Regions from separate parts of the Homo sapiens genome. Here region 2 is linked to region 1. Evidence: chromatin contacts called from ENCODE Hi-C or POLR2A ChIA-PET data. All regions are on one chromosome and are shown on one strand. Each heading gives the region's core, a stretch centred on a gene start or an enhancer-like site at or near the end of the contact. The rest is flanking DNA. Distances are from core to core; before and after follow the strand shown.

Region 1 (4,927 bases), core at 1,186-3,685:
TCCCAGGTTCAAGCAATTCTCCTGTCTCAGCCTCCCGAGTAGCTGGGATTACAGGTGCACACCACCACACCCAGCTAATTTTTGTATTTTTAGTAGAGACAGGGTTTCACCATATTGGTCAGGCTGGTCTCGAACTCCTGACCTCAGGTGATCCACCCCCCCTTGGCCTCCCAAAGTGCTGGGATTACAGGGGTGAGACACTATGCACAGCCTGATTTAATTATTTTTAAAATTATATCTATGTTTATTTATCTATGTTTTTATTTTATTTAATTATTTTATTTTTGTCACCTCGGCTGGAGTGCAATGGCTTGATCACAGCTCACTGCAGCCTCAACTTCCCAGGCTCAGGTGATTCTCCCATCTCAGCCTCCAGAGTAGCTGGACTACAGGCTCGTGCCACCATGCCCAGCTAATTTTCTATATTTTTTGTAGAGATGGGGTTTTTCCATGTTGCCTAGGCTGGTCTTGAATGCCTGGGCTCAAGTGATCTGCCCACCTTGGCCTCCCAAAGTGCTGGGATTACAGGTGTGAGCCACTGTGCCTGGCCTTCATCTACATTTATTTATCCTTCTCCATATCTACAGTGTAATTTTAGTTTTTATTTCTTCCTAAGGATACAGTTTTAATTATTTAACCCAGAGAAGGAGTGTTTATTATTAGACAGGCCAAGGTTGTGGATTCAGGTTGACCATTGACATCTCAGGACTGAGGACAGAGTGCCTGAGGGGCCCTTGCAGGGTGATTCTCTAATCTATCACCCAATCAGTTAGGTCCCTTATTATAGGCTGTTACATCAGGAAATTTACAATGATTGGCCCAGACCAAACAGAAAGGGTGTAATTTCTTCAACTCTAGTCTTTTTTCTTCAGAGTATTTGTCCTGAACGCCTTCTCTTCAGCATATCCTAAACAGCCTATTTTGCAACTGGGGCCTGATTTGGTTTGCTAAAATCTTAGTCAAGTTGTTTCACTAAAATGACAACTTTTCTTTTTCATCAACTCTTAAGACTTATAAAAATGACAGTGATAACCAGTATTAGGAAGTCTGTTCCCTGGGGATGTCCCCTTTTTTCGGGAAGGGGACCTTGGGGCTCCTGCCTGGATGTTATACGTGGCTGCTGGCATGCGAGGAGCTGGGCAATCTCTCTAGCGTGCCACTGCTCCACATGCAGACTCCTCCCTTTCAGTCTGGATCTTTACTCCTGCCCTCTGAAGAGCCCTGTAGCCTCTGATTCAGAGCCTCTCCCCTTTTGATTTTTCTGGAAAATAGTTTCTACCTCCATAAAGCAAGGGAAGAGACAAAGTTAAGCTGGCAGGGCAGGTGTTGGAGATAATCTGCACAGGTGTGCACTGGCTTGGCAACAGGTTTTTAACAAATTGCAAGTCCAAGATTAGGGTGCCAGGATGGTTGGGGTCCTGGTGAAGGCTCTCTTCCTGGTGTGCGGACAGCTGCCTCCTCACTGTGACTTCACATGGTGGAGACAGAGCGCTCTCGTCTCTTGCTCTTCTATAAGGACACTAATCCCATCATGGAGGTTCCACCGTCACGACCTCATCTAAAGCTAATTACCTCCCAAAGACCCCATCTTCAAATACCATTACACTGGGGATTAGGGCTTCAACATACGAATGGGGGTAGGGTTGCAGGGAGAAAAAAAGGTTTGTTCTATTCAAGACAATCCTGAAGGGCCATTCTAACATCAGAGCTCACCAGTAGGGCTAGCTGAGTCTGTTGTTGGGCCTGCATTTATTCACCTTTCGATTTCTCCCTCTACTTATCCTGCTTCCTTCTTTTTCCTTCCAGGATCACTGATCCTAGGACTCCTTAATATACATGTTGGAGGGTAACTTCCTGAAAGTCTGTGCCCTAGGGGAACCACACTTAGGACAGTAACTGACAGCTGTTTGTAATTTATGAGTAGCTTTTGACATGTTCTCACTATCATCTTTAATCCTCACAAACAACACTGTCAGGCATTAACTATTTTTCTGCTTTTAGGATAAGAAAACTGAGTGTCAAGAGGATATTTGCCCAGGGCCATATAGCTTATTAGAAAAAAAGCTGGGGCCCTGTGCGGTGGCTCGCGCCTGTAATCTCAGCTCTTTGGTAGGCTGAGGTGGGTGGATCACTTGAGGCCAGGAGTTCAAGACCAGTCCAGCCAACATGGTGAAATCCCATCTCTACCAAAAATACAAAAATCAGCTGCGTGTGGTGGTGCATGCCTATAATCCCAGCTACTCAGGAGGCTGAGGCAAGAGAATTGCTTGAACCCAGGAGGCGGAGGTTGCGGTGAGCTGAGAATGCCCCACTGCATTCCAGCCTGGGCAACAGAGTGAGACTCTGTCTCAAAAAAAAAAAAGAAAGAAAAGAAAAGAAAAACAAAAAAAAGCTGGGATTTAATCCTGATCTCCTGACTCTGACAAAAGAAAACAAAGAAACAAATACAGGCCTGTGCCACGAGCTGGGTCACAGAATTTGATACCCAGACGCTGACTACTTACGCCTCTTTTCTATAACAAAGCTGCATTGTCATTTCTGAAAGCATACGCATTTAGATGCCAACATGTTCACCAGTTACACTCCAAAGCCAGAAACACTCAAAACATTAAAAAGACCAGCAAAATCTTAAAGTGTTCACTGTCTTAATGAGTTTTCAGATTTTCTCTCTGGGTAAATAACAGGCAAAATCTGCTGTAATTCTCTCCAAGCAATGGGGCACCTAGGACACAGAGATACCAATAGTCTCCTTAGCAACCATCCAAAATCAAGTTGCCTGAAGATGAAATCCTGATCTATTCATGCAACAGATCACATGGGGTCAGGTACTGTTTATCTCTCTAGCAGAAACCACCAGTCACTGGGATTTTAATTGTATCCTTATGATTTCTTTAAAAAAAAAAAGAAGAAGAAGAAGTAAACACAGCAGAAATGAGACCAGTTACTAATGAGCATGCAGTGAACATAAAACCTTCAGCTGGCTTCTTTAAAGCACATACTTTTGTAAAGTGTGCTTCAGAAGCCATTGCTTACATACACACACACACACACACACACACACACACACACACACGCTTTTTAGGGCTTCAGACGCTGCCTGTTATTCATTATAATTCAAAACTCACAAACCGAGCTCATTAGGTGAATGTTTGGTTCAGGAGGATTTTGCAGTCACATAGCCATTTGACTGTGATGTGTTTGCCTCACCCTGCATTGCTTTTTAATGAGCTTGCCTCCTGAAAAACCATAATACTGAGCAGTCCTGGGGTCAAACTGGAACTAAAGGATATAAATCAATGGCTTTTCTTTTTTTCTTTTTCATTAAAACAGGCTTGCTGAAGAAGCAGGTGGTAGGTGGTGACCGGTCATATAACTAACTGCTGAGTCCTTGACAGTTGCGGGTCTAAATTATATTTTCTGTCGCCTTTCAGAACACTATTTTATTTATTAATTTAACAAATATTTATTGATATGTTTTTGATATTAATATGTGTTGGGCACTCATTAAGACTTAAAAGTACAGATAAACAGTGGTATAATTAATTAACAAAATTTCTTTACCAACAAATAATCTGAACCATGTTGTTTCAACCCGTTTCTGCAAATATAGAAGACTAGAGATGCTACTGGCAGAATAGCGCCCTGTTTCTCCTATGCATAAAGAAGAGTCACACTATTTTCAAGGGCCAGTAAAGGAGCAATTTTGTAAAATCTAGTGTCTTGTCTTACAAATCAATTTTTCCTTAAGCTTTTGAAAAGAGTCACTTTGAAAATCTAACCTCTGAAGGGAAAAGAGTGCCATTTTAAAATGACAGCTGTGGCTTTTCCTTTACAGCTCTAAATGAGCTGTAAAGAGCTGTTGCTGCTAAATGAAGGCACTAGACCAAAGGCCCAAGGTACCTGGTGCCACTGAATAGTAATGGAGTTTAGTCCTGATGGTATTGCAGTTCTTTCTTTTTGCTTTCCTTTTTTTTTTTTTTTTTTTTTGAGACGGAGTCTAGCTCTGTCACTCAGGCTGGAGTGCAGTGGTGCAATCTCAGCTCCCTGCAACCTCTGCCTCCTGGATTCATGTGATTCTTCTGCCTCAGCCTCCTGAGTAGCTGGGACTACAGGCGTGCGCCACCACACCCAGCTAATTTTTGTATTTTTAGTAGAGACGGGGTTTCACCATGTTGGCCAGGATGGCCATTTTCTTTTTATTCTCCTCCCCATTTTGTTTTGTTCTGCCTAATAGCCTATTAATGGAATTTAAAAAGGTTTCAAGCCCCTTGGCTGGTGGCAAATATCAGCAAGTTTGGGCTTTATAATTACAGCTGAACCTCCTCTGCCACTTTTTCTAGCATGCCCTATGGGTTTGTTTTTAGAGATACTAGAAAGACACAACAGTAGATGCCTGACATGCTGTCAGAATCATGCTGTTTGTAAAATACTGTGAAATCTCCCATGATTTGTGGAGCAATTTTGAAAGTCAAGTCAGGGAATCTTAGACTCCTTATGGAGGGAATTTGTAGCAAGCTGGCAGCAGCAGTGGGCGTTTAATGTATGTGTTCATTCTCTTACTCCAATTTTAAGTGGGTTTCCCATCTTGAGGGAGTTGTTTTCTCCCATTTTCTCTGGCACCTGTCTTCTTATGCAAAATTGCGTGATGCTGTAAGTACTCTCATGAGATCGGGAGGTGGGGCAGGGAGTGAAAGCCTAGGGAAAAATAATTATATCAAGGAATCAGATTAAAGAGCTGTGAAACTTTAGAGCTAGAAGAGGACTGAAAAACTATTTGTCTTGTTCGCTGTTCTATCCCCAGAGCAATGAATATTCAATCAGTAATTATCGAATGTGTACATGAGTGAAGCATCACTCTTTCCCATTTTACAGATGGGAAATCTGCAGTCACAACGATGAATGATGCACCTATAGTTTCACAGGAAAT
Region 2 (5,305 bases), core at 2,589-5,088, 180 kb after region 1:
CCTGTCAAAGGTGTATGTTTTTAATGAACATCTACAAATTTAGATATAATTGATTTATTATTATGCTTATCACTGAAATGCATGATAAGATGAAATGCAGATTAAGTCCTCCATTTGTTTGACAGAGCAGGAGAAGAAAAGATGATATGAGAAATGGTAGGGGGTGGAGGGACGGAAGGAAGGAGCAAAAGACTAAAATAATAGGCTACTGTGCCTTATGACTATAGGTTTGTCTCAGTCTTGGGGGCCAATTAGGATGTTGATCCATGGACTTCTGGCTTTTTGCCCACCGCAGTTTTAACTTGACCCACAAATGCAAACAAACATCCTAATCACTTGACCTCTTTGATCAAGTATGTGCCTTGCCATTTCCTTCCAAGAAAGCTGTGATGTTCTATCCCTTATTTCTCTGCATTCAGACTTGCCGTAAATTCTCTCCCACACATCCTTTTGATGAAGAATTGCTGGACCTGAGCCAGTTTATTCAGATCTTGTGCTGCAGCTTGGCACATAGTCTGTAATAAGACATATCCCCAATCCTATGTGACATAAAAGTGATCTACTCAGTTCTAGAATCCTCTGTTTCAAATACAGGTGGTTAGACAAAAGATTTAATTGGAAAGTCACTCAGTGTTTAAGTAAGAGGAGGAGAACTCCTTTCTCTAGATCTCTACACAGAATTGCTGTTCAAATCGAATGATCAAATATCTATCCTCAAAGAACCTAACATCTCTATGCGGGCTGTGTTAGGTGCCCCCTTCTCAGTGGTCTCATAATACCCTGTACACATGCCTCTGTTATATTTTCTGATTACCTGCCAATTTGCCTTTTTCTTTTTCTTTTTTTTTTTTTTTTTTTTTTTTTGAGGTGGAATCTTGCTCTGTTGCCCATGCTGGAGTACAGTGGTGCGATCTCAGCTCACTACAACCTCCACCTCCTGGGTTTAAGTGATTATCCTGCCTCAGCCTCCTGAATAGCTGGGACTACAGGGGCCTGCCACCACGCCCAGCTAATTTTTGTAATTTTGGTAGAGACGAGGTTTCTCCATGTTGGCCGGCTGGTCTTGAATTCCTGACCTCAGGTGATCCACCCGCCTCAGCCTCCCAAAGTGCTGGGATTACAGGCGTGAGCCATCACACCCGGCGTAATATGCCTTTTTCTTTGCCCCCATCCTCTGCACTAATCTTAAACTGTGAACTCTGAGAGGAAGACTGAGTGTCTACCATTCCACCTGGCACATTGTAGGTGCTGGAATAAATGTTTGAGTGAATATATGAATGTTAAAAAGAGAAATAAGATTACCAAGTAATTTTCAATCCTGGTAGAACCTTTAAAACCTCTTCTTCAGTTGGCTCTGTCACCAACAATATTTTAGCACTAAAATGCAGATTTTAGTAATAAGTGACATTCAAATTCACGTAGTACAGTTTAGTCAGTAAACTTTGTTTCTCAAACTAGATCACTGCTTGAGTTCTAAAACTGAACTAGAATTTGAATGGTCTATTTTTATGGACCTTCTTAGTGATATCCCCACCACCACCCAGCAGTCCTCTTAGCTGCCTTGTTAGTCTTAAGCACGCCTTATTCACTTTGCATAAGTACACTGAGTCTCTGTGATGTGCACGCAGGCACTATAACAGGAGCATGTGGCCGGGCGCGGTGGCTCATGCCTGTAATCCTAGCGCTTTGGGAGGCCGAGGCGGGTGGATCACGAGGTCAGCAGTTCAAGACCAGCCTGGCCAACATGGAGAAACTCCGTCTCTCCTAAAAATACAAAATTAGCCAGGCGTGGTGTCACATGCCTGTAATCCCAGCTACTCGGGAGGCTGAGGCAGGCGAATCACTTGAACCCAGTAGGCAAAAGTTGCAGTGAGCCAAGATCATGCCATTGCACTCCAGCCTGGGCAACGAGAGTGAAACTCTGTTCCCACCGTCCCCCCGCCCCCCCCAAAAAAGGAGCATGTGATTTAAGAGGAGAGCAAGGCATATAAATAAAGGATTATAATATAATAAGAGCTACCATCGAAGGTTGTGCGGTGTGAAATGTAAATCTAAGGTAAGGCTGTTAGAGAAAGTTTCTCTGAGAAAGTAACATTTGAGCCTAGTCTTAAAGAATGAGGGGTCCAGATTTGAGGAAAGGAGATAAACGTTACAAGGAAGGGAAACAACATATGGGAAAAACCCAGAAGCACGCAGATGCAGAAATGGGAAGCATGCGTGAGGGGGAGTGTTGGAAGATGAGGCTAAAGGGAGAAGGCAGACCTGAGTGGATGCCTACAAAGGCGTTTGGAATTTAATGTGTAGCCCAAACGGGGAAGTCATTAGAATATTTTAGACAGAGGAAGGACATGTGCTCTTTCTGTTCTCTGTCCATGTCTTCCCTTTAGAGATTTTCCCTTCAGAGACCTTGTTTTTCCCTATCGTCACTACTACTTTCTCTGCTAATGTTTTATACCTACTTCCCTGCCAAGCTAATTTATTTGATTAGAGTAAAATGGTCTTAGGTTGCAGTTTAGAACATCCTAAAAATCAGGAAGTTTGTGTCCCCTACCCCCTGATCACAGTACATTGTGACCCTGATTGCATTTTGTTGCTTGAGAAATTGACTGACTATGGTCATCTCATTCCATTCTTATTGTTACAAGGAAAAAAGAATGACACCTTCGTTTATAAAAAGAATTCCATATGTTCTACTAGATTGCCAAAATGAGGGTGGACATGAAAACAACTGAATTTGTACACTTCAGACTTTATTAATATTTTTTGTTTAACCCTTTTTAGGATTTTCATTTTCTGGGCCTAGATTATAAATGGGCACACTAGACTTGAAGTCAGGAGAGCTTCTTTTCTATGGAGCTACTAAAATGCTCCTGGCAATTGTTCTTTTCATTTTTGACCCATTGCAGTGCATCCACAATTGTATGGTTGTTTGTGCAACATCGTCTTAGCCAGTCTCATAATAAACCATTCTTTGGAATTTTACAAAGATGTCATTCTTGGCACCTAAACAGAGAATCATTTGTGCCTAACCAATCATTTTCCATTTATGAATCCTGTTCAATTAGAAAGTAGTTTATGAACAGTGTCCTGTTTTTTAAATGTAATTTGAAATAGCAGGTGGCAGACTTGCATTTTATATTACCTAGATATCTCAAGCCTTTATGCTTACTCATTCACACGGGTCTGCTAGTGAAGCCAACTGTATAAGGTGTGGGAGGTAGGCAAGCCTCGGGGGAACCCAGGGCTCATTTGGTTCATTGCTGCCATCTGCTGGGGCTTGGCTGCTGGCATGGGAAGGCTGCCCACGAGAGAGCTGAGCCATCCTGAAGGAACCTCTGTATACTTCCAGTACTAATCAGCTATTATGTTTCTAGGTGACAACCTACCCCTAACTAAAAGGACTTTATGAACTCTAGAGCATTATATCAGTCAGTGTAAAGTGGCATTAGATTATGTTGGTAACACGTACTCTACAGCAAACATGAGGCTCAGAGAACGAAGCAACACACTAAGGACTCAAAGATCCTAGAGTATCAGAACTGGAAGAACCTTAAGCCAGATGTGGTGGAACTTTAGTATATAGTTACATGAGTCGCCTAGGCACTTGTTAAAATGCAGATTCCTGGGCCTAGCCCAAGAGACTTTGATTCAGTAGGCCCAAGCTGTGTCTCATTTAACAAGCTCCCCACAGGGTTCTGATGCAGGTGGTCTAGCACCATGCTAGAGAAAAGCACTACCTTAAATATACAGACAAGAGCTTCTCAGCCATTTTTCTTATTAATGCCTCACTTCAATCAATAAGAAAAATTACATCTTCCATCAATGGGATGAGTCATCATCATACCGTAACTAGTTCTTTGAAGCACACGCACACAAATTATTGTTGGATTGCTTTGTTCTGCAACAACAACAAAAGAGTCGCTTTTAAATAATTATCTTGGCTGGGTGCAGTGGCTCAGGCCTGTAATCCCAGCACTTTGGGAGGCCGAAGTGGGTGGATCACCTGAGGACAGGAGTTCGAGACCAGCCTGGCCAACATGGTGAAACCCCATCTCTACTAAAAATACAAAAAATTTAGCTGGGCGTGGTGGCATGCGCCTGTAATCCCAGCTACTTGGGAGGAGGCAGGAGAATCGCTTGAACCTGGGAGGCGGAGGTTGCAGAGAGCCGAGATCATGCCACTGCACTCCAGCTTGGGCAACAAGAGCAAAACTCCATCTCAAAATAATAATGATAATAATAATTAATATTATTATCTTTCCTTTCTTCTCCAAGAAGGAAATTCTGTAATTTATATTGGTCAGCTTATTGTGGAATGCTTTTTGGCCTTCAGCATTGGCAAGCAAAGGTCTAGTTTCATATTACACTTAACATAGCCATCATTTCCATGACCATAGTAATCATTTAGTAAATGTTTATTGAATTTTTAGGGACCTAAAACACCATAATATGACTCTTTTCTTTGGAGAAGCCAAACACAAGGCTGCATCCCTGATAGTTTTAGGGGATGTCTTCTTATCACTTTATTTATTTATTTGTTTTTTGAGACAGAGTTTCACTGTTGTTGCCCAGGCTAGAGTGCAATGGCACAGTCTCAGCTCACTGCAACCTCTGCCTCCTGGGTTCAAGTGATTCTCCTGCCTCAGTCTCTCTAGTAGCTGGGATTACAGGTTCCCACCACCATGCCTGGCTAATTTTTGTATTTTTAGTAGAGACGGGGTTTCACCATGTTGGCCAGGCTGGTCTCGAACTCCTGACCTTAGGTGATCTGCCCACTTCAGCCTCCCAAAGTGTTGGGATTACAGGCGTGAGCCACCAAGCCCGGCCTTATTATCACTTCTTACTCCCTTATCTGTGTTGGCAAGCTTGGCTAAAGTACAAATAGTAGTAAATACAAATAACAACTCTCCTTCTCACATAGGAAAAAATAAGTGGGTGGCCTAAAAACAAATTTGAGAACTCACCTTAGAACTGAGAATTCTGAATACCTGTCATATGCCTGCTTGATAGAATATTCTCAAAAATGTTGCTCATTTTTTTTATATGCTACTGCTCCTGAAACTACTGGTTTCAATCTGTGAACTGAGTCCCATGAGGCCACTGAACTCAAGGGCAGATTACCCTTGGTGTACCGTGTCACACTGAGTGAGGACCAGTAATTTTTTCGTGTATTTCATGTAGTGTTTTTTGTGTTTTTTTTGTTTGTTTGTTTTAGCTTTTAAGTTGTTGGCATTCAGGACTTTCAACTCCTTTAATGCACATGATCATATATTTAGTGCAGTTACCATGTCGCACATGTAGAATC

What was found. A loop is a pair of places that touch in the nucleus more often than their neighbours do. ChIA-PET counts read pairs that join two places held with the same protein, here RNA polymerase II (POLR2A). Pooled maps may share reads with other maps.
Region 2: a pooled map shows a loop between it and region 1 (2.8-fold over the local background). The contact joins two enhancer-like sites. A Hi-C loop is called at or near these places in 3 of 168 maps with a recorded cell type or tissue (endothelial cell of umbilical vein, heart left ventricle and thyroid gland) and 7 of 50 pooled maps. POLR2A ChIA-PET finds 5 or more read pairs at or near these places in 6 of 52 experiments (IMR-90, PC-3, PC-9 and 3 more).

Annotation. Positions count from the first base shown.
Region 1 is chr13:45,099,901-45,104,827 of GRCh38, forward strand. No RefSeq gene overlaps it. Among named protein-coding and RNA genes, the nearest start is that of GTF2F2, 18 kb to the right of the region's middle. Within about 2 kb of position 2,436, at least 2 of the 41 ENCODE cell types and tissues checked have a DNase peak (open chromatin) inside an H3K27ac peak, as active enhancers do.
Region 2 is chr13:45,277,978-45,283,282 of GRCh38, forward strand. The region is part of intron 7 of GTF2F2 (general transcription factor IIF subunit 2); the gene reads left to right. Among named protein-coding and RNA genes, the nearest start is that of SNORA31B, 56 kb to the right of the region's middle. Within about 2 kb of position 3,839, at least 3 of the 41 ENCODE cell types and tissues checked have a DNase peak (open chromatin) inside an H3K27ac peak, as active enhancers do.